Linked DNA regions of Homo sapiens: region 1 is linked to region 2. A link is a loop called in an ENCODE intact Hi-C map of the cell type or tissue named here. Cell type or tissue: PC-9. All regions are shown on one strand. Links, peaks and the distances in the headings refer to the core of each region. The heading gives the core; the rest is flanking DNA.

What was found. Hi-C counts contacts between places; a loop is a spot of excess contacts. Peaks named below come from ENCODE experiments on the same cell type or tissue, not always from the same donor. Only the 100,000 strongest peaks of a DNase experiment are listed, where the experiment ranks them.
Region 1: a loop joins it to region 2, with 8 times the contacts of the local background. A loop is called at or near these places in 16 of 110 quality-filtered maps.

The regions. Positions count from the first base shown.
Region 1 is chr15:78,407,257-78,423,145 of GRCh38, forward strand. LOC105370912 (a long non-coding RNA gene) reads left to right here. Exons shown (of 4, transcript XR_932506.3): 3 at 582-677; 4 at 1,344-4,096. Among named protein-coding and RNA genes, the nearest start is that of IREB2, 23 kb to the right of the region's middle. In PC-9, for the core only: CTCF peaks have their summits at 8,321 (motif pointing left) and 8,524; no DNase peak of the experiment used is centred there.
Region 2 is chr15:77,951,173-77,967,061 of GRCh38, forward strand. No RefSeq gene overlaps it. Among named protein-coding and RNA genes, the nearest start is that of TBC1D2B, 120 kb to the right of the region's middle. RefSeq lists enhancers at 477-977, 9,188-9,733 and a silencer at 8,235-8,529. In PC-9, for the core only: CTCF peaks have their summits at 8,380 (motif pointing right) and 8,580; no DNase peak of the experiment used is centred there; H3K27me3 peaks cover 348 bases.

The sequences.
Region 1 (15,889 bases), core at 4,312-12,311, 460 kb after region 2:
AGTGAATTTATTCTGCTTACATTTTCCCTTTTATATATGTATAAAAGTGACATTATTAAATATCAACTTGTAAAGTCAGAGCTTTTTCATAGATATCTTTCTTATTTGAAGAAAGATAGTATCTATCTGTTTTAGATAAGAAAGGCTTGTGCAATAGTTTAATTGAGAATGTTTCTTTTTTTTAATGGTATGTAAAACAATGGTACCTTGCTATGTTTTACAGAGTCCTAATCAGTTGGCACACATTATCTCATTTCATCCTCTCAACAGCCCTATAGTGTATGTGCTGTTATTGTTCATTCATACTTTGATAATGAACAAACTGCGACTCAGAGAAGTAGAGTAACTTGCCCAAAGTCAACAGCTGGTAAGCGGAGCTGGGACTCAAACCCAGTTTATTTGAACTTCAAAGCCTTGGTGCTCAGCCTTTTCATCCTGGTTGAGAACTAGAGTCAAAGCTGTATCCTTTTTCCAGGCCCTGGCAATCTAGGGCATGGATAGTAATGACAAAAGACAGCTGGGACAATAGTCAGCAATGTATGGACTGGCCTTTCCTCAGCACTGCCTTCCTCATTTCTCAGCACCACCAGGCTCGACCCAGCACAGCTCATCCACCCACCCCAATGACAGAATGCAGCCAGAACTGTGGTCAATATGGAGTGGCACCTTTGAGAGAGGTGAGCTTCTCTGAGCTTCCCTGGGGAAATATAGTTCATGTACTAGGACAGCCGAGAGGGGCTTGAAAGGATGGAGACGTTTTATAAACTGTGGGTAAAAATTCCCATGTGTTCCCAGGATGAACCACACCTTTGGAATTGTTCCAAAGAACAATTAGAGAGTATAGTTCTGTAGAGAGTACAGTTCTTTAGAGAGTATAGTTCTGTCCCTACAGATTCCGGCAAATGGTGGGGCAAAACACAGAGTCATTTTAACCAAACATCCAAAGGCAAAGTATTCAACAGCATCATCAGTGTGCAAGTAATAACAGTCCAATTAAATTAGGAAGCCCAGCAGATGTATCCTATTAGCGTCATCAAGACTTAAATCCTACTGCTCCTCTCCAGCAGTGTAGGCCTTCTCAAGTCTCCCTGCACATGGGTAGGTGGGTAAAGCTTGGCTGATCGGCAGGGGGATGAGGAGATGGTGAACATCACGTTGGGAATCAACAGACCTGTGTTCACATGTTAAAACTTGTGTGACCTTGCGTAAGTCATGTGATTGTCTATGCCTCATTTCCCCTTCTTTAAAATGTGTGTCTTGTGTTTCTAAAACTAAATGGGAGCTCTCCTTTACTTGCTCCCTTAACCCTGTGAAATCTGGTTTTCATTCTCATCATCTTTCAGGGCCTCTGAGCAAGTTCCTGTGCCTGTTTCTTTCAACGAGGATAACTACTTCCACCTGCCTTTGTAATTTGTTCCTGGGACAAAGAAAGCCTCTTGAGGAGGCTGGCCTGCCCTGCATATGTTGGATAAACGCTTGAAATATGGACCTGTCCCCATCTCTCGCCTTTCCCCGGAATTCAGGACTGAATGGATGCTGCCTGCATTTTGGGGAGTGGGAGTTTTGCTTTTCCTTTGCTTTGCTACTTACTCACTCTGATGAACAAGGAGGAGACTGACAGCTTCACAGTCCTGGATCATTTCCTGCCCTGTTCTCCCATCCAGCTCATGGAAGTCAGCAACTCCATCCACTCATTGCACAGAGACCAGAAAGGGGAAGGGATTTTCTCACTGTCTCACAGCAACTAATGGCCAAGCTGTGGTGGGCGTCTTGGTGGTCTGATTCCAATTCAAGTTGGAGTGAGAGAGTGAGAAGATTATGGGCTGTGGCCTCAAGCCAACCAGGGTCTAAACCCAGCATTGCCTCTGGCTTACTTGTGTCTCCTCTGCTTCCTCATTCTTAGAATGGAAATCATCATCATCATCTCATAGAAGTGTTATGGGCAACAGACAGGATAATGTACATGAAGCTCATACAGCCTTAGGATTAAAACCAGTGAAGACCCAAACGACTGTACCTGGGAATTTAAGATAAACAGGGTGTGTTACTGCCTGGCACAAACTGGGAATTTGTGCAAAGGTAAGATACCAAGCAGGACAGTATTTCTCCTTGAGGGACCGTGAAATCTTCTCATCATTTAAGCTTATGAAACGAGGTGGAGCCTCATTTCTTAAAGGGGGAAATGCAAATCAAAACTACCTGGGTATCATATGAAATTATACCTTGATAAAGCTGATTTTTAAAACATTACCCTGAGAATTGTAAAGATCAACAGTCCTGATAACAAGCCAGGCATCGTGGCTCATGCCTGTAGTTCCAACTACTTGAGAGGCTGAGGTGGGAGGATTGCTGGAGCCCAGGAGTTTGAGGCCAGCCTGGGCAGCATAGCAAGACCCTCTTAAAAAAATAAAATCCTGGCCAGGCGCGGTGGCTCATGCCTGTAATCCCAGCACTTTGGGAGGCCGAGGTGGGCAGATCACGAGGTCAGGAGATCGAGACAATCCTGGCTAACACGGTGAAATCCCGTCTCTACTAAAAATACAAAAAATTAGCCGGGCATAGTGGCAGGCACCTGTAGTCCCAGCTACTCGGGAGGCCGAGGCAGGAGAATGGTGTGAACCCAGGAGGCGGAGCTTGCAGTGAGCCAAAATCGCGCCACTGCACTCCAGCCTGGGTGACAGAGCGAGACTCCGTCTCAAAAAAAAAAAAAAAATCCTGGCCAGTGGCTCACACCTGTAATCCCAGCACTTTGGGAGGCCAAGGCAGGAGGATCACTTGAGGCCAGGAGTTCGAGACTAGTCTGGGTAACATAGTAAGACCCCCTTCTCTACAAAAAAAAAAAAATAATAATAAATTAGCAGCCGGGCACAGTGGCTTACACCTGTAATCCCAGCACTTTGGGAGGTCGAGGCAGGTGGATCACGAGGTCAGGAGATGGAGACCATCATGGCTAACACGGTGAAAGCCCGTCTCTACTAAAAATACAAAAAATTAGCCGGGTGTGGTGGCGGGTGCCTGTAGTTCCAGCTACTCGGGAGGCTGAGGCGGGAGAACGGCGTGAACCCGAGAGGCGGAGCTTGCAGTGAGCCGAGATCGCGCCACTGCACTCCATCCTGACTCCAGCGAGACTCTGTCTCAAAAAAAAAAAAAAAAAAATCTGCCAGCCACGGTGGTGTGTGCCTGTTTTCCCAGCTACTTGGGAGGCTAAGGCAGGAGGATTACCTGAGCCCAGGTGGTCGAGGCTACAGTGAGCTATGATCCCACTCCAGCCTGGGTGACAGAGTAAGACCTCATCTCAAAAAAAAAAGAAAAATAATCCTGATAACAGATGGTTATCAAAGGGCATAGGGAAGCGGAGGTATCCAGTGGTGCAAGCTCTGTGGAAAGCAATTTGGCAAGATTCATCAAAATTAGTAACATACATGCCAGTGGGTCCAGCACCGCGGTATTGCACCAGTGGTAGACAGCTGTGGACTGCTGGCCCTCAGGTGCGGCGACCACACCAAATTCAATCAGCTGTGGCCAGGAGCATGGGGCAGGGGCAATTTCACTTAAAACAGGATAGGATTAGCCAGTCTTGGTGGCATGTGCCTGTAGTCCCAGCTACTCGGGAGGCTGAGATGGGAAGGATCACTTGAGTCTGGGAGGCAGAGGTTGCAGTGAGCGGAGACTGTGCCACTGCACTCCAGCTGGGGCGACAGAGTGAGACTCCATCTCAAAAACAAAATAAAATAAAAGGTATAAATGACATCCAATAAACTTCACATATTTAAGCTGTAGTATAAGTCTTGTGTTTCATGTAATCCCATGAAACCATCATCAGAGTCACAATAATGAACTTATCTATCACCTTTACATTTACCTGGAGCCTTTTATAAAGTCTTTCTCTCTGCCTTCCAGATAACCACTGATTTACTTTGCTGTACAATAGAGTAATTTCCACTTTCTGGAATTTTTGGACTGATGTAATAAAGTGTTTCCTCTTATAATCCCTGGGTGCTCTGTCATCATGCTTATTTTGATATTATCAGTGTAGACATATGAATTGTTCATTCTTTTTACATTGCTGATAAATACACTCTGCTGTAAAATGTCATTGTATATTCATTCATCTGTTTATGGATATTTGAGTGGCTTCCTGCTTTTGTTTTGTAAATCAAACAGCTACAGATGAAAAAACAAAACGAAACAGGATAGGGTATAATGAGGTAATGTGAAGACTTTTTAGTACCTTGAGGGGAAATAGTCTGTGCCCCTAGAGTTGAGGAGGGGCTGGAGGTGCAGGTTGGGGTGGAGCAGTGCCTGGTGGCCGCGGTACTGGCTTTTAGCCAACAGACCTGTACATTCATCATACCTCTGCTACCTACTAGCTAAGACAAGTCACTTTGCTTCTTTTCTCCATCTGTAGAGGCAGATGATATTCCCTGCCAGGAAGGGTTGATGTGAGGATTAAATGAAATCCACACGTGGCCCCTGGCTCAGTGTCTCATGCATGACCGGTGAGCAGCCATTTATCCATTCATCTGATTATTGTTCTTCCCATCTGCTATGCTAATGTTTTATTGCTCCAAAATTCTGATGTTGAAACCTAATCACTAATGTGGTGATATAGAAGGATTATAAGTGGGACTTGTGCCCTTATAAAGAGGCCCCAGAGAGTTGCCTTGTCCCTGTCATTCATGTGAGGACACAGTGAGAAGTCGCCATCCATGAACCAGAGGATGAGCTCTCACTAGACACTGAATATGCCAACGCCTTCATGTTGGGCTTCCCAATCTCCAGAGCGGAGAGAAATACATTTCTGGCCAGGCAAGGTGGCTCATGCCTGTAATCCCAGCACTTCGGGAGGCTGAGGTAGGGAGAATGCTTGAGTTCAGGAGTTCAAGACCAGCCCGGGCATCATAGTGAGACTCCATCTCTATTAAAGACACACACACACAAATTAGCCAGATGTGGTGGCTTGGGCCTGTGGTCCTAGCTAATCAGGAGGCTGAGGTGGGAGGTTTGCTTGGGCCAGGGAGGCAGAGGTTGCTGTGAGCTGAGATCACATCACTGCATTCCAGCCTGGGCAACAGAGCAAGATCCTGTCTCAAAAAAAAAAAAAAAATAGAGAGAAAGAAAGGAAAAGAAATACGTTTGTTAATCTGTTGTTTAAACTACTCATTTATAGTATTTTGTTATGACAGTTCAAAAGGACGAAGACACCATCTTTGTCCCTTCACCTCTCCCCTGGCCTTTTTAGTTGGGGCCAACACACCCACACATCACATCCCAGCAGTTTGTAAGAGTAAACTTCAGGCAGTAGTGGATCCAGGAGGCAATTTCTCACATCCTCACCTGTTCTGTCATCCCACATCAGCCTCTCAAGTAGCTGGGTCTCCAGGCACCACCATGCCTGGCTAAGTTTTTATTTTTAGTAGAGTGGGGGGGGGGGTCTCACCATGTTGCCCAGTTTGTACTTGAACTCTTGGGCTCAGGTGATCCTCCTGCCTCAGCCTTCCCTCAACCCCAAAAAACCTTTTTAAAAATACAGTGAGTTCTCACTTAATGTTGTCAATAGGTTTTTGTAACCCATGACTTTAGTGAAATGATGTATAAGAAAACCAATTTTACTATAAGCTAATTTTTGTTTTTTTTTTAGAGACAGGGTTTCACCATGTTGCCCAGGCTGGTCTCAAGCAATCTGCCTGCCTCAGCCTCCCCAAGTGCTAGGATTACAGGTGTGAGCCACCAAGCCCAGCCACTACAGGCTAATTGATAGAAATAAGAGTTAAGTTCTTATGGCACATTTCTGGTCATTAAAATATCACCAAACTTCTAAATAAAGACCCAAAACACTTATAATATTAAACATCAAAATAAATGTGAGCTATACATGCATTTAACAAAGAGTAATAAAAAAAAGTAGGCAATTACCCCATTTTTGGCGAATCAGTGTGTGACAGCCGTCATAGTGATGGGTTAAATCAAGGAAAAGGCCAGGCGCTGTGGTTTACCCCTGTAATCCCAGCACTTTGGGAGGCCGAGGTGGGTGGATCACCTGGGGTCAAGAGTTTAAGACCAACCTGGCCAACATGGCAAGACCCCGTTTCTACTAAAAATACAAAAATTAGCTGGGTGTGGTGGCTCATGCCTGTAATCCCAGCTACTTGGGAGGCTCAGGCATGAGAATTGCTTGAACCCAGGAGGCAGAGGCTGCGGTGAGCTGAGATGATGCCACTGCCCTCCAGCCTGGGCAACAGAGAGAGACTCTGTCTCAAAATAAATAAATAAAAATAAATAAATAAAAAATGTTAAAAAATAAAATCAAGGAACAAATGTTTGCAAAGTCAACATTGTAAGGAGCACCTCCTACCACCATGGAGTTGGAGTTCCAAAACAATCTCAGATCCAGAGAGCTTGCTGAGCACTTTTGTACTGCAGTGTATACTGCTGAACTTCTGGATGATTATCATACACTTCATGAATTTTTATTATTTATTTATTTATTTATTTATTTACTATTATTTGTTTCCCAAGACAGAGTCTTGCTCTGTCACCCAGGCTGGAGTGCAGTGGCTCAATCTTGGCTCACTGCAACCTCCACCTCCCAGGTTCAAGCAATTCTCCTGCCTCAGCCTCCCAAGTAGCTGGAATTACAGATGTCCGCCACCGTGCCTAGCTAATTTTTGTATTTTTAGTAGAGACGGGGTTTCAATACGTTGGCCAGGCTGGTCTTGAATTCCTGATCTCGTGACCCACCCGCCTCAGCCTCCCAAAGTGCTGGGATTACAGGCATGACCCACCGCACCCAGCCAAATTTTTATTTTAAAATAATTTTAATTTATTCATGCATTAATTTTCCAACCTGCTTATTCCAGTTCAGGGTGACAGGCAGCCAGAGTCTATCCTGGCCCCTCAGGGTGCAAGGTAGGAACCCACCCTGGACAGGACACCATCTCATCGCAGGGTGTGTGCACGCACAAACGCACACACACACACACTCGTCCTGAGACAATGTAGACATGCCAATTCACCTCATGTGCACATATTTGGGATGTGGGAGGAAGCCAGAGAAAGTAGAGAAAAAACCCGGGCAGATATAGAAGAATGTGCAAACTCCCTATAGACAGTGACCCCAGCCAGGAATCCATTTTTTTCTCATCAACATTATAATGAAACAAAATGGAGCAACAATGAACAAAATGACATTACCTGAGGACCTGCTGTAATTATACTCACAGAAAGTTGCCAAACAAATACAGAGAGATCCTATGTACCCTCTACCCAGCTTCCTCCAATGGTCACATTTTATATGATGGCAGCACACTTTTAAAATGTGAGTTTGGTACTTGGAACCATCTGGAAGAAGATTTGGCAGTTCACACCTTACCATTGCAAATCTACTCTGTCCAATCCACTGAAAGTCCTGGTCTTCTCCTCCTCCAGGACTTTGTTCACTCATTGGTACCGCCCAGAGACTCAGGCTGGCTTAAGCCAAAATGGAATTTGCTGGAAAGATGGTGGGATGCACCAGAATCTGTGAGAGCCTGGGGAGCAGAGCAGGAGGCAGGACAAGAACTGGGCATCCAGCACGCCTTGGCCAGGTGCCCAGGATGCCCCACAGTAGGGAATGAATGCCCACTGCTTTCTTTGTTTTTTCCCCCATCCTTTGCCATCTCTTTACGAAGCATTTCCATATCACCCCAGCCAAAAATGGCTTTATCCTCCTCTAGCCCACCCCTATAGCCTTCCCACCTGTAATTTCTTGGGGCCAAGGTCCTGATTTTTTATAGTTCATAACATTTAATTATAGTCCATAAATGTAATTGCTTGGGGCCAAGGTCTTGGTCTTTGTATAGTCCATAATATTTACTCAAAGTGAGAAACCAGCAAGATTGTGAATGAATAAATCCTGCCTCAGTAGGCAGTTAATTTTTTTAACCAAATCCTTTGACATATTCATACATAACCAGAATGAAAACAAAACTGCTCTTTTTTGGTTTGTTTTTCACTTCACTTCTTAATGGGAGTGTTAAAGCAGTCAGTAAGTGAAATAGGCTTTTGAAATCACTGACAAAGCTTTTAAGGAGCCCATGAACTTGCGAATAACAGCTACAGAAGGTTTTAATTAGCGTGCTGTGAAACAAAAGTCACTTGACCTCTAGGTGCCCTTCTTTAAAAAGTGAGATAATGAGACTGGCCACCTGCCTCGCTCACTTGAGATAGTGTGTTCATTAATGAGACAGGTGGTGGTGGCAAGGTGCTGGGACTCCTTTGGATGAGAGAAGGAAAAAGCTCTCCAAATACAAACTGTCATAATGATGGTTCTAGCCAAAGATCCTGTTATACCTAGACTCCCTCTGGTGACCAATTTAGCGCATGGTATATAATGCATTTTGAATTAATTGGTTTCTACAGCCTCTTAGTAGCCTGGGAGTTGTGGATTGGCTGTGGTTTTTACCTTTGTTAAGACAAGGTGAATATATTCTCCCCTCAGTGGAAGACAATGAATGGTTGCCCTTGTCATCTCTTTAATGCCACAACTCTCTTCACCTTTACACTGGTGCCTGGCTTGCCTCAGTGCTTTTTCATTTGGAAACCAGTGTTTTCAGCGCTGCTGAACAGTATGGGGAACATTACTATCACCATCTTCGGATCGCCAAAGGGCAGTTAAAAGGAAACAGGAGTCGATGCATTCTGTTTGGTCCCAGAAAGCAAAGTTGGGACAGGTGAGAACCAGATGAGCACAGGTTTCAGCTCAACATAAAAGAAAACATCTTCATAGACAGTCTGTCACACAATGGAACAGGCATCTCCTGGAGGAAGTGAGAAGGGACACTCTCACCAGAGACAGAACCTGTGTGGGACAGGGGTTTTGATTTGTAGACACTTGAATCTGAATCTACTGCAGCTAATTGTTTAACAGAAACAAGTTTATAATGATGAATTGGTGCTCAGCATCAATTTCATTCTCCTTGTGTTCCTTCCTCCACTGAGGAAGCTGGAAAGCTCAGATCTGTATTTCCCAGACTCCCCTGTAGCAGGATTTGTGGTGTGATTTGGGCTCAGCATATCAGATGGGCTTGCACGGAAGGTGAGGAGGAGGCCATACTTCTGCTGGGTCTGCTGATTTTTCAGTGGCCCTTGAGAATTCCAGTGTCCAGTCACACGCTTTATGTGTATTAAGAAGCAGAGCATGAGGCATTAACTAGTATAGATGGTGGCAGGCACAGAGTGACTCTTCAGCTAGCAGCAGCAGTCGTGGTATCTGATCATGGTGGTGTCCTGATTGTGACAATTTGCCAAGCTGGGTCTCACCTGCTGTCTTCTCCTTCAGACTTTCCGATAAGTCGCTTCCTTTCTCTGGGCCTTGTGAGAAACAAACTTACCTGTCCAAACCCAAAGAATGAACTCGGAGACCTGGAGATCAGCAAAAGTGAGACTTTTAATGATAGTCTTGCAAGATTGGGTGTCTGATGGGCAGACACACCCAGCACAGTTTTAACAAGCAATTTATACCCTAGTGAGCAGGTCCCTTCCCCTGTTCCTCATAGGCTTGAGTACTGTGGGGTCACAATCTTCCTGGACGTCGTCTATTGGTTGTTGGATAGGGGCTTTAGGTGTTTTCTTTAGGGTTGTCTTGCTGCATTTTGCTGCAGCCCACAATGCATCGCAATCCTAGTTAGCTCAGGGGCTCTTTAAGTGTTTGACTTACGACCTACGTAGCTGGGCAGGCTGATAAGAACAGACAAAGCAAGCTATTTTGCAGACTAATAAACTTTCATTTTAGACTAAACTTCTTTGGTTCGGGTGAGGGCAACTAAGGCGGCAGGGGGTGGTGAGGGGGCTGCGCACAACAAGCAGGCATCGGCTATCCAAGCAGGGGCCTAGTATATCCTGTTTCTTATGTAGTTTGCTAACCTAAGCTGATTTAAGGCACATTTTCTTGGAAATGGACCACTGTATACATTATTTCCTTCAGGCCTCACTTGCTTCATTTGACAAAAAGGGGTCAGAACACTGTCGCATCAGTTGAATCAGCTCCCAGCTTCCTCCCAAGGCTCATGCCCTACAGGAGAAGACATCCTAGGATTCAGAGACAGTTTGCAAAGGTCTCTACCTATTCAGAGCAGCTATTTTTCCAAATGGAGTCATACTTCCTAATAATCTCACAAACTCTGCATAGCAGAGCCACATCTTATACAGGCATAGGTTCTAAAGTCAGCATTTAAAGTAAAAATCCTATTTAGTCAAAATGACCTTGAAAATCCTCTAGGTTTTCTATATATTGCATTATTGCATGACAAAAATATCTTTGAATAAGATCAATACAGCCAGCTCTTCCTCCAGCATAGATAGACAGCAGCTTCTTCAGCTGAGTACCAGATACAGTAGTGGGCTTATGTTTTGGGCTGAATTGTATGAAAAATAGAAAATGTTCAACGCAGCTGGGTGCAGTGGCTCATGCCTCAATCCCAGCACTTGGGGAGGCTGAGGCAGGCAGATCACTTGAGATCAGGAGTTCAAAACCAGCCTGGGCAACATGACAAAACCCCGTCTCTACTAAAAATACAAAAATTAGCTGGGAGTGGTAGCACATGACTGTAGTCCCATCTACTCAGGAAGCTGAGGTGGGAGAATTGCTTGAACTCAGGAGGCAGAGGCTGCAGTGAGCTGAGATCACACTATTGCACTGCAGCCTGAGTGACAGAGCGAGACCCTGCCTCAAAAAAAAAAAAAGTTCAATACTACAGATATACCCGGTGCTGGGAGATAGATGCTTACATTATGAAAGATTGAGCTCGGGGAATGGGGTGACAAAGAGCAGGCAGAATGTGTAGGGCAGGGCTCTGAAAGTTCAAAGGCCAAGAGGCTGGGGGAGGGCCTCAAGAGATGGGCCTAGTGGGAGGCAGTGGTGCTGAAGGGTCCTCAGTAGCCCTGCCAAATCCTTCCAACCCGGCCTCCCTTTTGCTCAGCAGTGCCTGGTTTGAAAGAGCCCTTCCATGGGTCTGCCGGAAGAGCTGTCAGGAAGGCTGCAATAATGATGTCACCCATGTTGAGAGAGAAGCAGTGACATTGAGGTGTGAAAGATTGGGAAGATTTCAGGGAAAAAAAGGGTGCAGGGTGATGGATGGGTGGGTTTGCCTAGCTGGAGAGGAAGGGGGTGGCATTCATGGGAGATGAACGGGGGGTGAGGGTGGAACAGCAGAAACAGAGGCTGATGTGGGGAAGCTCAGGGCCTGCTTCCCCTGGAAAGCAGATGACTCAGTGAGATGACGCAGAAGATCCAGGAAGGTGAGAGGGCTCAAATATCAAGCTGGAGAGTTTATTTATTTATTTATTTATTTATTTATTTATTTAGAGACTGAGTCTCCTGCTGTCACCCAGGCTGGAGTGCAGTGGCACCATCTCAGCTCACTGCAACCTCCGCCACCTGGGTTCAAGCGATTCTTGTGCCTCAGCCTCCCGAGTAGCTGGGATTATAGGCGCCCGCAACCACACCAGGTTAAATTTTGCATTTTTAGTAGAGATGGGGTTTTATCATGTTGGCCAGGCTGGTCTCGAACTCCTCACCTCGAGTGATCAGCACCCCCTTGGCCTCCCAAAGTGCTGGGATTCCAGGCATGAGCCACCGCGCCCAGCCGAGCTAGAGTTTAGACTTTGATCTTTTGTGCACAGACTGGGGGTTTTGAACAGGAAAGTGGCTGTCATCAATTTGGTGCCTCAGGAAGCTCAGCTGGCTGTTACAGATAGAGTCAGGAGGCCAGGGAAATCCAGCCCCACATGAGGTGATGGCGAGGGCATGGAAAGGGAGAACATAGGAGAGGGATGTGGCATGCTCTGAGCTATGGAACCAAACTTCAATTCCTTCCATGAACATTATGTTAATCTCCCTTCTCTCTGAATGTCAGGATCAAGTCATTACATTTCCAGGGACAAAGCTTCTTGTTTTAAGAACACACAAAGGTATTCTGGGTCCTAAAACTGCAATCACCAGATGAGTTCTTCCTGCCTGCTGCACAGACAAAATCAATTCACTGGAACTGTGGCATTGGAGTAGAGCAAGTTAACTGACACGAGGCTGACCCAGACAGGAGAACTAGAGTTATCACTCAAACCAGTCTCCCTGAAGGCTCAGAGGCCTAGGGTTTTAATGGACAATTTAGTGGGCAGGGGGCTAGGGAATGGGTACTGCTGATTAGTTGGGGATGAAATTACAAGGGTGTGGAAAGCAGTCCTCATGCACAGAGCCCGCCTCTGGGTGGGGCCACAGGACCAGTTGAGTCATGAGTCACGAGTCCAGGTAGGGTCAGTCTGGAAAACATCTCAAAAAAATCTAATCTTAGGTTCTACAATAGTGATGTTATCTATAGGAGCAATTAGGAAAGTCACAAGTCTTGTGACCTCTGGCCACGTGACCCCTGAGCATTACTGCTCATGTTTTAGGGATTATAGAAGTTATCCCTACATTCTAGCAGAGTTCAAGCCCCTCCCATATTCTAATGGCTTTTTTAAAAAATTTATTATTATTATTATTATTTTTTGAGACAGAATCTTGCTCTTTTGCTCAGGCTGTAGTACAGTGGCACAATCTCGGCTCACTGCAACCTCCAACTACCTAGTTCAAGCGATTCTCCTGCCTCAACCTACTTGAGTAGCTGGGATTACAGGCATGTGCCACCATGCCCAGCTAATTTTTGTATTTTCAGTACAGATGGGGTTTCACCATGTTGGCCAGGCTAGTCTTGAACTCCTGACCCCAAGTAATCTGCCCACCTCCCCCCCTTCCAAAGTGATGGGATTACAGATGTGAGCCACTGCACCTAGCCTCTTATGGCTTTTCATTAGTCTGACATAGGCTGTTGTCAGTCCCTGAGCGAGGAGGGAGTTAGTTTTAGGAAGGGACTATTATCATCTTTGCTTTCAAGTTAAACTATGAATTCTTCCCAAGGTTAACTTGACTTATACCCAGGAATGACCAAGAACAGCTTGGAAGTCAGAAGCAAGATGGAGTCAACTATGTCAGATTTCTCTTACTGTCATAATTTTCCAAAGGCAGTTTTAAAACTAAGAGAGAAAAAGCACTAGGTTATGTGACATTTGACCCAGGAATGAGAAACCTTCCCTAGGTCTCTCCACCGCATGGACTGGAGGAGCCTCAGCTTGTCTGGCTTCTGCTTTTTGCTGCTGCTTGAGCAATTTTCCACCATCCCTCCTGCCAACACCATAGATACACCCTCAATGGGGAAAAACCTTTTTAACTTGAAAATTTAAGCGCTCACTTAACGGAAGTCACAGAGGTGAATATGACCAGAATCAATAGAGGTATCTTTGCCTCTGATGTTTCCCACTCCAGGTTCAGAGAGACAAGTTGCGTCTCTCTTTGAGCTTGCCTGCAGGATCACTTGATTCATGCTTTTTCTCCCATAAATATTTATTGAACACCTACCATGTGCCAATTCTAGGGGCTGGGGATACAGCAGTGAACAAAACAACCAAGTCCCTGCCTCATGGAACCTATGTTCTAGTAGGAAATAGACAACAAACAAATGAGTTAAATGTGCAGCATATTAGACCATGATAATGAGATGGGATGGTTCCCTTGACCTTGACCCCCTTCGTGGGCAGGAACTGGAGTGGCTTGTTTCACTCAGCCCACCGCTGGCCACTCCTCATGAGAGGGAGCGTGCAAGCGAGTACAGGAACCGGAGGGAACGAATGCTGGAACCGGCCAGTCACTTCTCTCTGGTGAGAGCAGGCTCTGTGCATCCCTGCAGCAGTGTCCAAGCCCCTGCCCTCTCAGCACCCAGGTTCTTGTCCAGCATCCAGAAAGAATCAGGTCACAAGAACGGGTTCAAGGGTAGTGTATGCAGAGGATTTTATTGGGTGATGGCTCTCAGCAACATGGGAGCTGGAAAGGGGATTGTGTGGGAAGAAGGTGATCTTTCCCTGAAGCCGCACTGTCTGAAGTTAGCTGCATCTATCCATAGTCTCCAACGCTCAGTTGCTGCTTCTCTGCTCACTGCTCAGCCTCTTGTATCCCCAACTCCCAGCAGCCTGCATCCCCACCGGTCAGCCGCTTGTGTTGCTTTGCCAGCTGAAGTCTTTTTATGGGCACGGGAGAGGAGCAGGGCAGACCAAACAAGCAACATTTTCATGGAAAAAAAGGGGGTCAGCTGTTTTCACTTAGGGCCATGGCTCCAGGCTTAAGGGTGGAGTTTAGCTGGGCGCTCAGCCATTCTGTATCAATAAGTGCTACGGAGAGGAATGAAAAGAATGAGTATAAGGGGTGCTGGGGTTTGCCATATATGTTGGGTGTTCAGGAAGACCTCACCGAGCTGGGCAAATTGGAGCAGAGACCCAGTGAAAGTGAAGGAGCAATCTATGTGGCTATCTAGGAGAAGGCACCTGAAAATGCAGAGGCCTAAAGAAGAGATTGTGCTTGGTGTTAAAGGAACAGCAAAGAGCAAGGAATGAGACTAATGCAGAGTGAGCAAAGGATGTAGGAGATGAGGCCAAAGAGGAGGAGTCAGATCAGGACCCTGGAGGCCATCGTGAGGACTTTGAATTTTACACTGACTAAGATGGGAGCCAGTGTGGAGTTCTGAGCAAAGAATGACATGAGCTGGCTTCCACTTTAACAGCATCCTCTGGCTGTTGTGCTGAGACTAGTTAGGAGGCTGCTGTCATCATCCAGAGCAGAGATGATAGTGGCCTGAACCAGGATGGATTGTGTGTGTGTGTGTGTGTGTGTGTGTGTGTGTGTATATATGTGTGTGTGTGTGTGTGTGTGTGTGCTTTTTAGAGATAGGGTCTTGCTCTGTCACCCAGGCTGAAGTGCAGTGGTACAGTCATAACACATTACAGCCTTCAACTCCCGGGCTCAAGTGATCCTCCCACCTCAGCCTCCCAAATAGCAAGGAAAGGACTACAGGTATGTACAACCACACCTGGCTAATTTCTTTATTTTTTGTAGAGACGGGATCTCACTCTGTTGACCAGGCTGATCTCCAACTCCCGGCCTCAAGCGATCCTCCTGCCTCAGCCTCCTAAGTGCTGGAATTACAAGTGTGAGCTACCATGCCCAGTCCAGGATAATATTTCTTTATCAGTGGGGGAGGAGTGGAAGTTTGTAGGAGACAGGCCCAGGGCACCTGAAAAAGTCAGATTTTAGTCTTACAGGCTTTAGATGAATGGCCTCCAAAGCAGATGCTCACCCTCAAGCCTGACCCTTCTGGTCCAGTCTCAGCTCTGAAGGCCACTCTAAAAGAAGAGTGATTGCAATGTTTTGAGTAGGGACAGCTTCATTTGGAATAGACATCTAGTCTAGTAGAATAACTGCTTTGAGGCTGGGTATGGTGGCTTGCCCCTGAAATCCCAGCACTCTGTGAGGCTGAGGTGGGAGGTTTGCTTGAGCCCAGGATTTGAGACAAGCCTGGGCAACAAAATTAGCCAGGCATGGTGGCGTACACCTGGCGTGTAGTCCTTGCTACTTGGGAGGCTGACGTGGGAGGATCGCTTGAGCATGGGAAGTCGAGACTGCACTAAGCTATCGCACCACTGCACTCCAGCCTGGGCGACAGAGCAAGACCCTTTGGCTTTGATTGAAAGGGCCATTTGGGTGTTTTAAATGTTAAAAAAAAAATCCGTTTTTATTGCCATGCTACAGGATACAGTGTGAACTTCAATCCCTTATTGTTCCCTCAGTGTTTTATTAACTACGGATGTCAAGGTCAGACGCTGCTTATTGTCTCTCTTTACATCACTGGAAGGGACAATGCCTACTGCTGCCCCCTGGAGGCCACTAGGCCTAACAGCAGCTCAAGCTGTAACTTCTGAACTTCACCTATTTTCTGGGCACAAACCATTTGGTTCAGCCTGCAGAAGAGCGTGGAAGACATATGGG
Region 2 (15,889 bases), core at 4,897-12,896:
GAGCCAAGAACTCTTAACAGAGCCCTGTGTTCTCTCTCCGCCCCCTTCAGCTCCGAACTCATGTACTAGCTGCTCTGATGTAAAAACAGACCTTGGTGAGGATGTTGGGACTCTGGCCAGTAGCCCAGGCCTTCAGGAATCAGGTGATGTCAATCTGGAGAGGAGGTGCCTGCTGCGGGGAGCAAGCATGGGCCAGGGTCCTGGCCCCCTGCAGGGGTAGCCCCTCTTCCTTCCCATGGTCCCATCTGAAGGCATCCAGGGTAGAGTGCAGTGTTCAGCTGTGTCCTGGGGTCCAGGAAAGCCAAGGAGAAGTTGCTCCACCTGCTGTCCACCAGGTACCCCAGCAGAGAACAGCCTCAGCCCACCCCAGCCCAGCACCAGATCCCAGGGACTGATCCACCTGTAAGAGGGCAGCATGGGACTGCCCCCATTGCCCCCAGAGAGTCCCCTCAGTCATGGGCTCTGACCAGGGTGCAGGTGGGCCCAGCAGGCTGGCCCAGCATGGGTGTGGCTGCCCATTGGTCCTCTGAAGAGCCTCAGGGGCTTGTGGCAGCAGGTGTATGTCTGGGCTTGGAAGCAGAGGATGTCCCGCAGCCAGAAGGCAGGGGGCACTTGTTTTGCATTCCAGTCCTCTGCAAGGACAGGGACCCCAGGCTCTGGGCACCCCAGCTCTGCCCACCCTACACCCACAGCCTACCACCATTTGGCCCAGGCAAGTTGCCCCAGCTCCCACAGAGGGAGCCACCCTTCCCACCTCCTGATGTTTGCCCACCCCAGTCAAGTTCCATTCTGGAAAAACCCTCCACATCCTTGGGAAGGCACCTCCTCCTTGACTCCTTTCCAGTGCTATCATCCCCACGTTCATTTTCTACCTATCATTGGATGCAGAGACCCGCTTCTTCCCTGGGCCAGGGCTGCTCTGGAGGCAGGGAGGTTGTGACCAGGCTGTGGGGTATAGCAGAGCACCGGGTATAGACCAGACTCCCCAGGCACACCTGGGCAGAGAAGTCAGAGACCCACAGGTGAATGCCCCTCTTTCCAGCCCCACCCACCTCACAGGCAGAAAGAGGGAGGCTTCACAAGGAGGTTGAGGTAAATAGGGAGCCCGGGTCACCTCTGTCTGATCTCCTGCCCTCCTGGGACAAAGCCAGAGGTTGGAGCTGGGAGGTGTTGAGAGCCCTGGCCCAGCCCTGGTTTCACTGATGAGGCTCAGGGAGGGGCTGGGTCAGCCTAAGTCACTGGGTCCATAAGGAAGGGCCCTTTCCATAACCCAGGACCCTAGAGCTAGCCGAGGCCACATCCCTTTCCCACGTAGACCAAGTAGGGGCATGAACTGGCTTCTGGCTTCTAAGGCCGAGGCCCAGCACACCTCTCCCTCCCCTTGCCTGCAGCTGTTGTCACACATCAAAAGTGCTTTTTTTCCCCCAAGGTGCTGGAGGCGCAGCTCCTTGGGCTGGACCAGGTGGCCAATCCAAACAAGTCCTTGTGTGTCCCCCACCAGCCAGGAATTCTCATGCCATGCAGCAGCTGGGGGCACTAGGATACCCTGGGGGATTCCAGGGATGAGCCCTCCCTGAGGCTCCTACAGCAGCACTGCCACCCCCAGACCTGCCACCAGCTCCGTTTCCATGCAGCCTTCAAGAACCTGGCCCCTCACACACACCTGCCCCACTCCTCACACCTGGCTTTCCTGTGAAACGTGGAACTGGTTCCACCTGGGCCAGCTGGAGAAGGGCCTCAGGAAATCACCATTTAGGGGGTTCGTTCCAATCATTCATTCATTTATTCACCAAATACCCACTGTCCACCTTTCTGTACCAGGCCAGAGGTGATGGGTCAAGCAGAACACATGTCCCAAGGAGCTTTCCTCTCTTTAGAGACAGGCAGGTGGACTCTCACACCATGAGGTGCCCTCTGGGCTAGGGGGTGCCCAGGGCTGGATGCAGGGGCGGCCCTCGCCCACAGGAGGTGCTGGTGGGTACTGACGTGGAGGCCACCAGGGGGTGAGGGTGTCCAGACAGAGGACCTAGCATGTGCCCAGGCCCAGGGTGTGACCGGGGGCAGGTGCAGGGCTGCTGTATCTGGAAGGCTTCCTGGCTCTGCCAATGATAGGCTGTGGCTGGATCAGGCTTCATGTCAATTTTTAACATTTAATAAATTTTGATTATGTAACTAAACATTGTGATAAAAATTGTGAAATATAAAAGCTAAAAACACAAAAACCAGCAAACCCCTTCTCTCCCCAAGTAACTACTTCAACAGTATTTTCAGACTTTTTTTCTCATGTATCTGCAGCTATAAACATAAGCTGCACAAGATAGTATCCTTCCCCATATTCTACTTTGGAGCTGGATTTTTCACTCAGCAGTGAATAGAGGCAGGCTTTAAACAGGCCACGCATTGTGAGGGCCCTGGGAAAGGAGACTGACCATGTTGCTGGGTGACCTTGGGCAAGTCTCGCCCTCCTCAGAGCCTGGATTTCCTCAGTCCGGTGAAGGGCAGGAAGGGCTGCAGTAGGACTACATCAGCGCTTCCCAAACTCAGAACCGCCACGTGGAGCTGTGTGAGCTGTCACTGCACAACCCCAGGGGCAGGAGCATTCTTGTCACGGCCTCTGTGAGTGGGGCTCCTGCCCAAAAGTGTGCTGTGCCAACCTGGGGCCCACAGGAGGATTTTAGGCGATATGCGGATGAATTGATTTTTACCATTTCCTTCTATCTGTAGTGAATGAGACCGATTCTCACCGGGAGGGCGTGTTAAACCACAGGTCGCTGAACCCACGCCTCAGAGGTTCTGATTCAGGAGGTCTGGGGTGGCGCCTGAGAATCTGCATTTCTAACAAGTTCTCAGCTGATGGGGATGCTGATGCTGCTGGCTCAGGGACCACACTCTGAGAACCACTAACCACAAGTTTCCTTTTATTCATTTATTTATTTAAGGCAGGGTTTTGCTCTGTCACCCAGGCTGGAGTATAATGATGCAATCACAGCTCACTGCAGCCTTGACCTCCCAGGCTCAAGCAATCCTCCTGCCTCACTTCTTGAGTAGCTGAAACCACAGGTGCATGCCTCCACGCTGGATTTTTTTTGTTTTTTGTAGAGACGGAGTTTCACCATGTTGCTCAGGCTGGTCTCAAACTCCTGGACTCAAGCAATTCACCTGCCTTGGCCTCCTAAAGCAAAAGTTTCCTTTTTAAATACATTTATTTAGGTTTTAAAAATGAGTTGACTTAAAGCACAGGAATAGATCTTCAACACTAACCACTGGGGAAATGCAAATTAAAACCACAGTAAGATATTACTACAGATCTATTAGAACAGCTCAAATCAAGCATAGTGATAGTATCAAATATTGGTGAGGATGCAGACAAAACTAACTCTCATACATCGCTGGTGGGAATATAAAATTTTACAGACACTCTAGAAAATAGTTTGGCAGCTTCTTTAGTTAAACATACACCTCAATATATGACCTAGCAATTGCTTCTGGGCATTTGTACCAGAAAATAAAACTGATTTTTGCACAAAAACTCATACATGATTGTTCATGGCAGATTTATTTGTAATAGTCCCAAACTGGAAACAACCAAATACTCCCCAATAGGTGAATGGTTAAGCAAACTGCTACATCTATTCTATGAAATACTATTCAACAATAAAAAGGGAGCCAGGCATGATGGCTCATGCGTGTAAACTCAGTGCTTTGGGAGGCCGAGGCAGGCAGATCACCTGAGGTCAGGAGTTCGAGGCCAGCCTGACCAACATGGTGTAACCCTATCTCTACTAAAAATACAAAAAGTTAGCTGGACATGGTGGCGGGCACCTGTAATCCCAGCTGCTCAGGAGGCTGGGGCAGGAGAATTGCTTGAACCTGGGAGGCAGAGGTTGCAGTGAGCTGAGATCACACCATTGCACTGGGCAACAAGAGCAAAACTTCATCTCCAAAACAAAAAAACAAAAAGCCAGCTATGATGATGGGTGCCCATAATTCCAGCTACTCAGGAGGCTGAGGCAGGAGAATTGCTTGAACACAGGAGGTGGAGGTTGCAGTGAGCTGAGATCGCGCCACTGCATTCCAGCCTGGGTGACAGAGTGAGACACCATCTCAAACAGAAAAAAACAATAAGGAACATGCACAACTTGGATGGATCTCAAAGGGCATTTGCTGAGTAGAAAAAAAAAAAAAGCCAGTCTCAAAAGGCCACATACTGTGTGATTCCATTTATACAATGTTCTTTTCTTCTTTGGTTTTGTTTTATTTTGTTTTTGAGATGAACTCTCACTCTGTGGCCCACACTGGAGGGCAGTGGCATGATCTCGATTCACTGCAGCCTCTGCCTCCCGGGTTCAAGTGATTCTCATGCTTCAGTCTCCCAAGTAGCTGGGAGTACAGGCACGCACCATCATGCCTGGCTAATTTTTGTATTTTTACTAGAGACAGGGTTTTGCCATGTTGGCCAGGCTGGTCTCAAACTCAAGGCCACAACAGTTCCACCTGCCTCAGCCTCCCAAAGTGCTGGGATTATAGGTGTGAGCCACCGTGCCAGGCCTTCATTCATTCATTCATTGAGAGATTCTCACCCTGTCTCTCAGGCTGGACTGCAGTGGTAGGGTCACTGTAGCCCCCACCTCCCAGGTTCAAGTGATTCTCCTGCCTCAGCCTCCCAAGTAGCTGGAACTACAAGCTGGTGCCACCACGCCTGGCTAATTGTTGCATTTTATAATGTTCTTGAAGTGAAAAGATTATAAAGACAGAAAGCAGATTAGTGGTTGCCAGGAGTAGGAATAGTGGAGGGGAAGAGCCAGGAATGAGTGCAGAGGAATAGCAGGAGGGGGATTTTCATGGTGGTGGAACAGTTCTGTGTCTTGATTGTAGTGGTGGTTAAAGGAGTCTACATATGTGATTAAATGGCATAGACATGACATTGTTAGATATTGTCCTACATTTATACAAAATAGAACCTTTGGAGGAAGCTGAGTGAAGAGTACATGAAACCTCTCTGTACCATCTTTGAAATTTCCTCTGAATCTATATTTCCAAATAAAAGGTTAAAATTTGTAAAGTTGCTTTAGACAAAAATATTAAAAATAATATTGATTCTATGCAGGTCTGGCAAACCTTTGACACATTGAATGACTGGCATCTCTAACCCATCCAATGCACAATTGCCCCTGGCCAGGCCCTGTCCTAGGCTAGGTCACCTGCTGGAAGATAGGACTCTGGACTCTCTCCTGCTTGGCTTTGGGGTAGAGATGCTAGATAAAATATAGGACACCCAGTTGAATTTAGATTTCTGATAAAAAATCAACTTTTTTTTAGTAAGTACGTACCATGCATATTTAGGACATACTTATACTAAAACTTATTTCTCTCTATTCTTTTTTCACCATCCTTCACAGGTGTTGATATTTCTCTAAATTCTTTAATGTATGTACAGTTACTTTAAAGCTCTTGCCTAATAATTCTAATGTGTGAGCCATTTATGGGTCTTTTCTTTTTCTTTTTCTTTTTTTTTTTTTTTTTTTGAGATGGAGTTTTGCTCTTGTAGCCCAGGCTGGAGTACAATGGCGCCATCTCAGCTTGCTGCAACCTCCACCTCACCTGGCTGGTCTTGAATTCCTGACCTCAGGTGATCTGCCTGCCTCAGCCTCCCAAAGTGCTGGGATTACAGGTGTGAGCCACCATGCCTGGCCCTTTTTGTTTGTTTGTTTCTTTGAGATAAGGTCTCACTCTGTTGTCCAGGCTGGAGTGCAGTGGCATGATCTCAGCTCACTGCAACCTCCACTTCCCAGGCTCAAGCCATCCTTCCACCTCAGCCTTCCAAGTAGCTGGGACCACAGGCACATGCCACCAGCAGTCCTGGCTGGTTTCGTGGAAGACAATTTTTCCACAGACGGGGTTGGGGGTGGTGGTTACGGTATGAAACTGTTCCACTTCAGATCATCAGGCATTAGATTCTCATAAAGAGTGTGAAACCTAGATCCCTCGCATGTGCAGTTCACATTAGGGTTCACACTTCTAGGAGAATCTAATGCCTGCTGATCTGATGGGGGGCGGAGCTCTGGCAGTAATGCTCGCTGCCCACCACTCACTTCCTGCTGCGCAGCCTGGTTCCTAACAGGTCACTGACTGGTAGAGCCCACAGCCTGGGGGTTATGGACCCCCACACACCACCACACCCAACTCATTTTTGAATTTTTAGTAGAGATGAGGTTTTGCCATGTTGCCCAGGCTGGTCTCGAAGTCTTGAGCTCAAGTGATCTACTTGCCTTGGCCTCCCAAAGTGCTGGGATTACAGGCATGAGCCACCATGCATGGTGGGTCTGTTCGTATTGACTGGTTTTCTCTTAATTTTAGGATGTATTTTCTCACTTTTTCACTTATCTAGTAAGTATTTCTTGATCTGTTGGACATTGTGAACCTTCATTGTAGAGATATGGATTATGTTATCCTACTCTAGTGTTGAGTTTTGTTTTGCAGGGAATTAAATTACTGATGGGTTAACTTGATCATGTGTGTCAAGGCTACATTTTAGGCTTTGTTAGGGTGAGCTGTTTTTCAGTTTTGCCCTTATTCCTAGGGAATCTTCCTTAATCCCAAGGCATGGCCTTCTAGGCCCTCTGTGAATGTCTGGGATATTCATCAAGACCTGAGATTCCAAGAGTGGAGACTCTGGTTGAGCCAGAATTCGGGTGTATCCCCAGCACTCTGTGACCACTGAAATCGATGTTTAGCTTTCAGCTCCCCATCGGCTGTTCTGTGCTGGGCCTTGCAGAGTCTCAATCCACACATTCGTAGTTTGGGATTTGGCCAAGGACCTGCAACAACCTCTATAAGATTTCTGGGGCTCCTTCTCTGCAACTCCGTCCTTTCTGATACTCTGCCACACACATTTTAGCAGCCCTGAGTGGCAGTCCCTGTTTCCTCCACCAAACAAGACTGATCCTCTTGGCTTGGACTCTGCTTCCTCATGCTGTCATTGAGGGTTTGGAAACTTTCCCCACCAGAAAAATGTAGCAGTCACTTCATGTGATTCCCTTCTCTCAGTTTGTACCTGGAACTGCCTATTGCCCAATGCCTGAAGACAATTTCTTCATGTACTTTGTCCAGCTTTGTAGTTGTTTATGCTGGGAGACCATCATCAATTCAGGTACTCCATCATGGCCACAATTCGAAGTATGATTAATATCATATTCATTCTATTCTAAAAGTAGAGAAGACAAAGACCAACAATTCTAAGAAAAATTGAAAAAATATATGAAAGTTCAAAGAAAAATGCAAATGCCACTGACACACAGGAAAAAATGTTTAACTTCACTGATAATAAGAAAGATACAATTTTAGGCTGGGCGCAGTGGCTCACACCTGTAATCCCAGCACTTTGGGAGGCTGAGGTGGGAGGATCACTTGAGGCCACGAAGTGTAGGTGGCAGTGAGCTGAGATGGTGCCACTTGGGGTGACAGAGTGAGATCCTGTCTCAAAAAAAAAAAAAAGATATATAAACAACATCCTGCAACCTCTACATGTGGCCATGATTGATAACAGGGACCAGATTTGCCTCCCACCTTGAACAACTAGAAAAATGGAACAACATATATAAAACAATAGTTTTCGGACATTGGAGAACAGGTCGAGCAGAACTATGATCCCTAAAAGAAGGTGAACCCTACAGTGTCCTCAGTTTACTGCCGGAAGCAATCACAGGCTCCAACACAGCAGGGGAAATCCAAAGTCCAGTGACGTGTACACCACTCTTGAGCTGTTTTCTATTAACCTCCAGGTCCTTCAGGCCAGCCCTCCTGGGGCTCTGCCTTGGGAATTGGTATTGGTAACAAAGGGAATAGAGAGGAACATGCATAGAGCTCTCCATTTAGACTGACATATTCACACTGGGTTCCAGTTTCAGCTGAGAGACTGTAAGCACATCGCTAGCCCACTCTAATCCTGTATCCTAGCTGTGTAATCACCTATTTCCCATCAATTGCAAGGCTGGAGAGAAAAGTGCCCACTCTGGCCAGTACACAGTAGGAGCTTAGTAAGCTTAAGCTCGCTTGCTTCCCCACTATCCTAACGTATTAGGGGAAAGACAGAGATGTGGGGAATGGCACCTGGGAGGCTCCAGCTGTATGCTTCACAATCCTACCAATGAAAAATCTGAATTAGGCTTCAGTTTCCCTTCTACAAAATGAGACAGGACAGGAGTGGGTAGGAAGAGGAGGAGCTGGGCTTTGTTGGTTTAAGCTGGGCCCTTCTGATTCTGTAACGTGAACTTCACTGTTGGGTCCAGCCCATTCCCCTGCCGGGGCTTCGCGTGCTCTGTCTTTTGGCCAAGTCCAAGTCTGTCCAGGGTTGGGGTGGGGAGAAGCAGTTCCCCCATATAACCTGCAGGTGGCACCAGAGCCGCGCGGGAACCGAGGGTTCTGTTCCAGCCTTCCTGGAGACTCGGGCAGGGTGGGGTAGGGCGAGGCAGAGGTGGTGCACACCGCTCAGCTGGGCAGCGGCACGCAGCTGTGGATCAGCCCACACCGTTTAAAATGGACACATGGGTCGTCCGGCTAATTTCCTCTCTTTGGTAGGGTGAGCATATGCTTTATCATCCAAATCCAGACACTTCGGAAAGTGAAAGGGGGCACTATCATAATTGCACCAGGATAGTCATAACCTTAGCTGTACCTTGCAAACCAGAACCTCTGGTCACCCTACTGTCTGATCACTTTTTCTTCCTTGTTTCTATTCTTTTAATTGTTTTTTTCTTTTTAAACACACAGCGTTTTCTTTCCCCAAGGCCCACTGTTTTTGAAAATGCTGTTGCATTCGTGATATTTTCGACCAGGCAACATCTGCCTTGGCATCTTGAGTCTGAACAGTCTCTCTGAACCCATCCCAAAGGCTGGTTTTAGCTTCCAGTCAGAAGATTCTGTTCTTGGCTTGCCATCTCCATGACTCAAGAATTAAAGATGTCAGATGTGGAACAGTGACCCTTATATCAACTCTGGTGCCTCTTTGCTACATTTATTCCTGCAAATTTTTATTTGTTTGTTTGTTTGTTTGTTTTGAGACGGAGTCTCGTTCTGTTGCCCAGGCTGGAGTGCAGTGGCACAATCAGGTCACTGCAACCTTCGCCTTCTGGTTCCAGTGATTCTCATGCCTCAGCCTCCCAAGTAGCTGGTACTATAGGCGTCCACCACCACGCCTGGTTGATTTTTGTATCTTTAGAAGAGATGGGGTTTCACCCCGTTGGCCAGGCTGGTCAGAAACTCCTGACCTCAGGTGATTTGCCCGCCTCAGCCTCCCTAAGTGCTGGGATTACAGGCCTGAGCCACTGCACCTGGCCGTATTCCTATGGTTTTGTTCTGAGTGCTCATGTCCTTTGTCTCTTTGAATTTACGTATATTGGTTTATTGAATTGCAAGTAGACAAGTCCCATTAAGCGCAATTCTTATGTTTCCAAGATCATCTCATTACTCCATTCAACCCCAAATTAGCATGCCTTTTATCCCCTTGTTTCTGAACCCTCTTCACTTAATAGTCTCATAAACATCCATCCATTGCAAAAAGGACTCTAACTTTTCTCACTTCCATTTTTAGTTGATTCATTGCTATCCAAGTAATGATTTGTCTGGGGGAGTCATTAGTAGAGTACAACTCTACATTGAGTAGAGAATTGTGCTCTTAAATTTATTTTTATAGTTGGATTCTGCTAGTTAATATCTCTCTGTCATTCTCACATTGCAACTAATGACTATGGGTTTCTGTCTCAACCTAAAATCTAGGTTAGAAATTTGGTTTTATGTGAATAAGATATTCATAGATAATGTGAGAAAAAAATTAACTTACTGAAACTTTTCTCAGTTAAGAATGACATTCGTGGTCACAAATATGTATGTAAGCAAGTGGAAAACTGGGCTGTAAATATATAAACTGAAAATATTATGTTTAGAGACAAGATTTTTCTTTTTTCTTCTTTTTTAGTAAAGTATATTTGCTATGGTTGGAATGATTGTGTCTCCTCCAAAATTCATGTTGGAACTTAAACCCCAATGTGATAGCATTAGGAGGTGGAGTCTTTAGGAGATGATTAAGTCATGAGGGAGGAGCCCCCACATGGATGGGATTAGTGACCTTATGAAAGGGCTTGAGGGAGCCACCTACCTCAGTTTTCTTCTTTTGTTTTTCTGTCCTTTCCACACATTGTTCAAAGTGCCATATTGGCAGTCCCCAAAACATGGCTAAATCTCACATGATTCCATGGATTAGTTTCACCTGTTCTTGAACTTCATATAAATGGAATCAGTATGTGCACGTTTGTGGCTGGCTTCTTTCATTCAATATAATCCTGTGAGATTTAACCACGTTTTGGGTACTGGTAGCTGTTTATTTTTCTGGTTGTGTAGTTTTCCATATTTCATTTATTACCCTGCTATTTTTGTCTCTAACTCAGTGTCTTTTGGGGCCTATTGGTCCTTTTTAGCTAGATTGATATTAAGCGTCTTCTTATCAGTGGAGCTTAGGACATTTTAGAAGATGAAAGCCTAATAACCCCAAGCCCCCCAATCTTAAGCCAAGTTTCCTCCTCACGCCTGCTTCAGTTGCTCTTCTTCTTGTGGTATTTTTTCCCTCACAAAACTGATGGAAATTAAGAAACCCAAAAGCTCTTCATCATGTTATCAGCTTAGGGACGCTTGTCATCTGAATAACTGGGTAGATATTTATCATCTGAAATGTTAAAATAACTAGAGCAAACACTTATATAGCACTGACTGCTGTTCACAGTGCTTTACATATATTATTTTCCTCAAAACAGCTCTGTGAAATAGACACTATTATTGTCATTCCCACATTTTAGATGGGGAAATGGAGGCACAGAGAGACCATGTAACCTTGCCAAGGTGGTAGGGCCAGGACTTGAACCTGTGTTTTCTGGTTTTAGAGCCTGCACCCTTCACCACCACACCATATTGTGTAGCATGATACTTCCTGTGGTTAAAGTATTTTCTTCTATTACCTTGGGAGCATTTTCTGAATAATTTGAATCTTATAAATTTGCTTCAAAGAATACAAGTAAATTGAACTGAAAGATCTAATATAGAATGTGTGGCATTTGTGAATAAATTATAGGACTCTCTGGTTTTAAATAATAATTATTTGCTTATCTTGTGACTTTTGTCGGCAGGGCTGTAATGTGCTCACCTCATTTTCCTTCTCTTCAACAGGAGGAGATGGGCTCAGAGACAGGCACGATTTATCATAAAATCTCATCACACTTTCCCTCACCATCTGGAAGCTGGAGATAGGTTTGTGAAATCTTGATTGAGAAGAGTTAAATGCCACTTGTAGAATAATAAGTTTAAGAAAGATGGTTTTGGCTGGGCATGGTGGCTCACGCCTGTAAGCCCAGCACTTTGGGAGGCTGAGGCAGGGGGATCATGAGGTCAGATCGAGACCATCCTGGCTAACGCGGTGAAACTCTGTCTCTACTAAAAATACAAAAAATTAGCCAGGCGTGGTGGACACCTGTAGTCCCAGGTACTCGGGAGGCTGAGGCAGGAGAATGGCATGAACCCAGGAGGCAGAGCTCGCAGTGAGCCGAGATTGCGCCACTGCACTTCAGCCTGGGCAACAGAGCCAGACTCTGCCTCAAAAAAAAAAAAAAAAAAAAAAAAAAAAAAAAAAAAAGATAGATGGTTTTACTCGCCAGTTCTGCTGCACAGAGTCCTGCACGTTTTGGCAGTTAACATATGTGATCGACAGTTATCATGGTTCTAGAAGAAATTATTTTCCAGTTGTATTCTGCTGCTAAAGTGCTATATTTCTTTATAGATGAACTAATTAATTCTTGGTCACTTGTTTTTCATCAGATATTTCTCTGCCTCTTTATGCTGTGCTTTGTCTTTTTATGTCCAGCCCCAGGTTTCTTCTTCTAATTGCAGGAAGATCATTGAAATTTTCTCTCTCTCTCAAACTCCTGGGCTCAAGTGATCCTCCTTCATCTGCCTCCTGAGTAGCTGGCATTACAGGTGTGCACCGCTGAACAGATACACACATATACAGCCATACTTACAGACAAACATCCACATATATACACAAACGCACAGAGACATACACATATCCACACATACTCATTAGATGTACATTTACACACACAAACACACATGTGCACACACACACACATATACACACCTTGTTTCCATCTTCTCAGGACTCAGGGCTCTCAGAGAGTGGAAAGAGTCTTGTACCATGAGTCCAGGATCGACTGTGCAACCTTGCCCCAGCGTCTTCCCTCTTGAGATCTTGTTTATAATAATATCCTTACCCACCAATTAGGGTTATTTTGAAGACAAAACAGAAAGGATAACAGAGTGATGGCAATGTTGTATAGTTTCAAATAAAAATTAACGTTGACCAAAAAGAGGTCTGACCTTTGTCCTAGACTCCTGGGAGGTAATCTTCGACACATAATGCCTAATAGGAGTATCTTTGCCTGGGGATCTTGGATCATAATGGATAGTCTAATAATGAGATTTAGGGTGGGGTCTAGCCAGGCCAGGAAATCCGACTAAGAGATTTAGAGTCTGGGCTTTAGGTCACCCCTGGAAGGACTGGAAACTGAAAACTGAGAGGATCCACATGGACAATCAAGCATGCCTCTGTGATGAAGTTCCAGTAAAAACCCTGAACACTGAGGCTTGAGGGAGTCTCTCTGGCTGGGAATACTCCATGTGTATTGGCACATATCAAAGCCGGAAGGGTAATGCACTGCCAGACTGAGAAGACTACAATAAATACCTAACTCTTCAATGCTCAGGCATTGAATATCCACAAGCATCAAGACCATCCAGGAAAACATGACCTCACCAAACAACCTAATTAAAGCACCAGGGACCAATCATAGAAAAACAGAGATATGTGACCTTCCAGACAGAGAATTCAAAATAGTGGTTTCAGGGAAACTCAAAGAAATTAAAGATAGCACAGAGAAAGAATTTGGAATTCTATCAGATAAATTTAACAATGAGATTGAAGTAATTAAAAAGAATCAAGCAGAAATTCTGGGGATAAAAATGCAGTTGACATAATAATGCATCAGAGTCTCTTAATAGTGGAATCAATTAAGCAGAAGAAAAAATTAGTGAGCTTGAAGACAAACAATTTGAAAGTACACAATTAGAGGAGACAAAAAAATTTTAAACAATGAAGCACGCCCACAAGATCTAGAAATAGCCTCAAAAAGGCAAAGCCAAGAGTTATTGGCCTTAAAGAGGAAGTAGAGAAATAGACAGAGGTAGAACATTTATTCAAAAGGATAATAATGGAGAACTTCCCAAACCTACAGAAAGCTATAAATATTCAAGTCAAGAAGGTTATAGGACACCAAGCAGATTTAACCCAAAGAAGACTAGCTGAAGGCATTTAATATTCAAACTTCCAAAGGTCAAGGATAAAGAAATGATCCTAAAGCAGCAAGAGAAAAGGAACAAATAACATACAATGGAGCTCTAATATATCTGGCAGCAGACTTTCAGTGGAAACCTTACAGGCCAGGAGAGAGTGCTATGATATACGTGATGGGCTGAAGGGAAAAAAAAAAAAAACTTTTACCCTAGAATAATATATCCAGCGAAAATATCCTTCAAACATGAAGGAGAAATAAACTTTCCCAGACAAAAACAAAAGCTGAGGGATTTCACCAGCAGACCTATCCTACAAGAAATGCTAAAGGAAGGTCTTCAATCAGAAACAAAAGGACATTAATGAGGAATAAGACATCATCTGAAGGTACAAAACTCACTGGTAATAGTAAGTACACAGAAAAACACAGAGTATTATAACACTGTAATTGTGGTGTGCAAACAGCTCTTAAGTAGAAAGACTGAAAGATGAGGCCAGGCACAGTGGCTCATGCCTGTAATCCCAGCACTTTGGGAGGCTGAGGTGGGTGGATCACGAGGTCAGGTGATCGAGACCATCTTGGCTAATATGGTGAAACCCCATCTCTACTAAAAATACAAAAAAAAAAAAAAAAAAATAGCTGGGCATTGTCATGGCATGCGCCTGTAGTCTCAGCTACCTGGGAGGCTGAGGCAGGAGAATCACTTGAACCCAGGAGGTAGAGGTTGCAGTGAGCCGAGATGGTGCCACTGCACTCCAGCCTAGGTGACAGAGCAAGACTCTGTCTCAAAAAAACAACAAAAACTAAAAGATGAACCAAACAAAAACAATAACTACAACAACTTTTCAAGACACAGACAGTACAATAAGATATAACTAGAAACAACAACAAGTTAAAAAGCAGAGGGACAAATTTAAAGTGTAGAGTTTTGGTAAGTTTTCTTTTTGCTTGTTTGTTTGTTCCTTTATGCAAGCAGCGTAAAGTTATCAGTTTAAAACAATGGGTGATAAGATAGTACTGCAAGCCTTGTGGTAACCTCAAAAAAAAAAAAAAAATACGCAATGAATACACAAAAAAACCAAAAGCAAGAGGTTAAATCATACCACCAGAGAAAATCACCTTCACCAAAAGGACGATAGGAAGGAGGAAAGAAGAAAGAGAAAACCACAACCACCAGAAAACAAATAACAAAATGGCAAGAGTAAGTCCTTACTGATCAATAATCACCTTGAATGTTAATGGACTAAACTCTCCAATCAAAACTGTTATGGAAAGAACTGTTATGGAGCAGTTCTCCCCGTCCCCACCCACATCATTTTTCATCAACTCTAGATGAGCTAAGGGCCCCCAAATGCCTTAGGCTTAGCATTCCTTGGGGCGAAGTCCCTTCTTGCTCAGAGTCTAAAAGACAAGTAGTGACACTGTTTCTGCCTGATAGGCCTTCAGTCTCCAGAGTGGAGAATCTGCCTTTGTGTGAGGTCTTAGTAAGAAAAGCTAGGAGCCAGATCATATCCTCTCTCACCCTGCTGCATCCAGGGAGTGTGCATGTGACTTACTCAGCCAACCCAATGCTGTTTCCTTGCACGTGGAAATTTGAGTGAGAAAGGTGGGGAAACGAGATGGTTGTAGCACCACCAGAGGTCATGGGGTGGGGAGGCTGAACTGTTTCTGCTAAGAGACTGTTATTGTGGTTCTTGGGGCCTTCCTCTTTGTTTCTTGGGTCCTAACTGTTCTCAAGCCTGATCCATCAGCTCCCTTCTATTCTGTCAGTTCCCTGACAGTCTTTCAATAAGTCCCTTTTACTTAAGTTAGCCAGATTAGTTCTCAAGCTTTTAACCAAGAATGCTTCCTGGTGGAACAGAGCCTCTCTCACCCCTGTGGTTTGGCCAATAGAGAAAGGAATCTCTTGGGGGAGCAACCTTGAACTTCGCTTTGTTTCCAGGCTTGCCCCACTGTGGCAGGCTGGTCTTAGGGTACTGCCTCAGCCACCAGGACCCTTCTCAGTAGGATCATTCACCATATATTGGTCTTAAGTGTGACTTTCTCTCTGTCTCATGTAGGATAGTTGACACTGGCAAGGACCAGCTTCCCAGAATCAGACACAGAGGAGATGGCTTCTCTAGGACTCTCCAGTAACAAGCTAGTGCCAGTTCTTGTGGTGAAGGGTTGACATAGTTTAGGAACAGAGAGGTAAATGAACTCATGGACTGCTGGAAAGTTTTAGCTGTGCATCCCCATCCTCCCCTGCATCTTTTCCCTTTTGCATACATTTCCATTCCTGGTAAGGATGGACACGTCGGGAAACCCATCTTTGTTAATATAATGTCATCCCAAAAAAATCACTGGAGGGGTTGTGGCCTGGAGTTCTGCATCCGGGGGCTTAGTGCAGATTTCTCAGGCTGGCCTGAAGGTGGTGCTGTTTGCATGTGGTCAGTCTGGACTGATAAAGATACTATCAGGGTATTGGATAAGATTCACTAGATAAACTTAACTTTGCA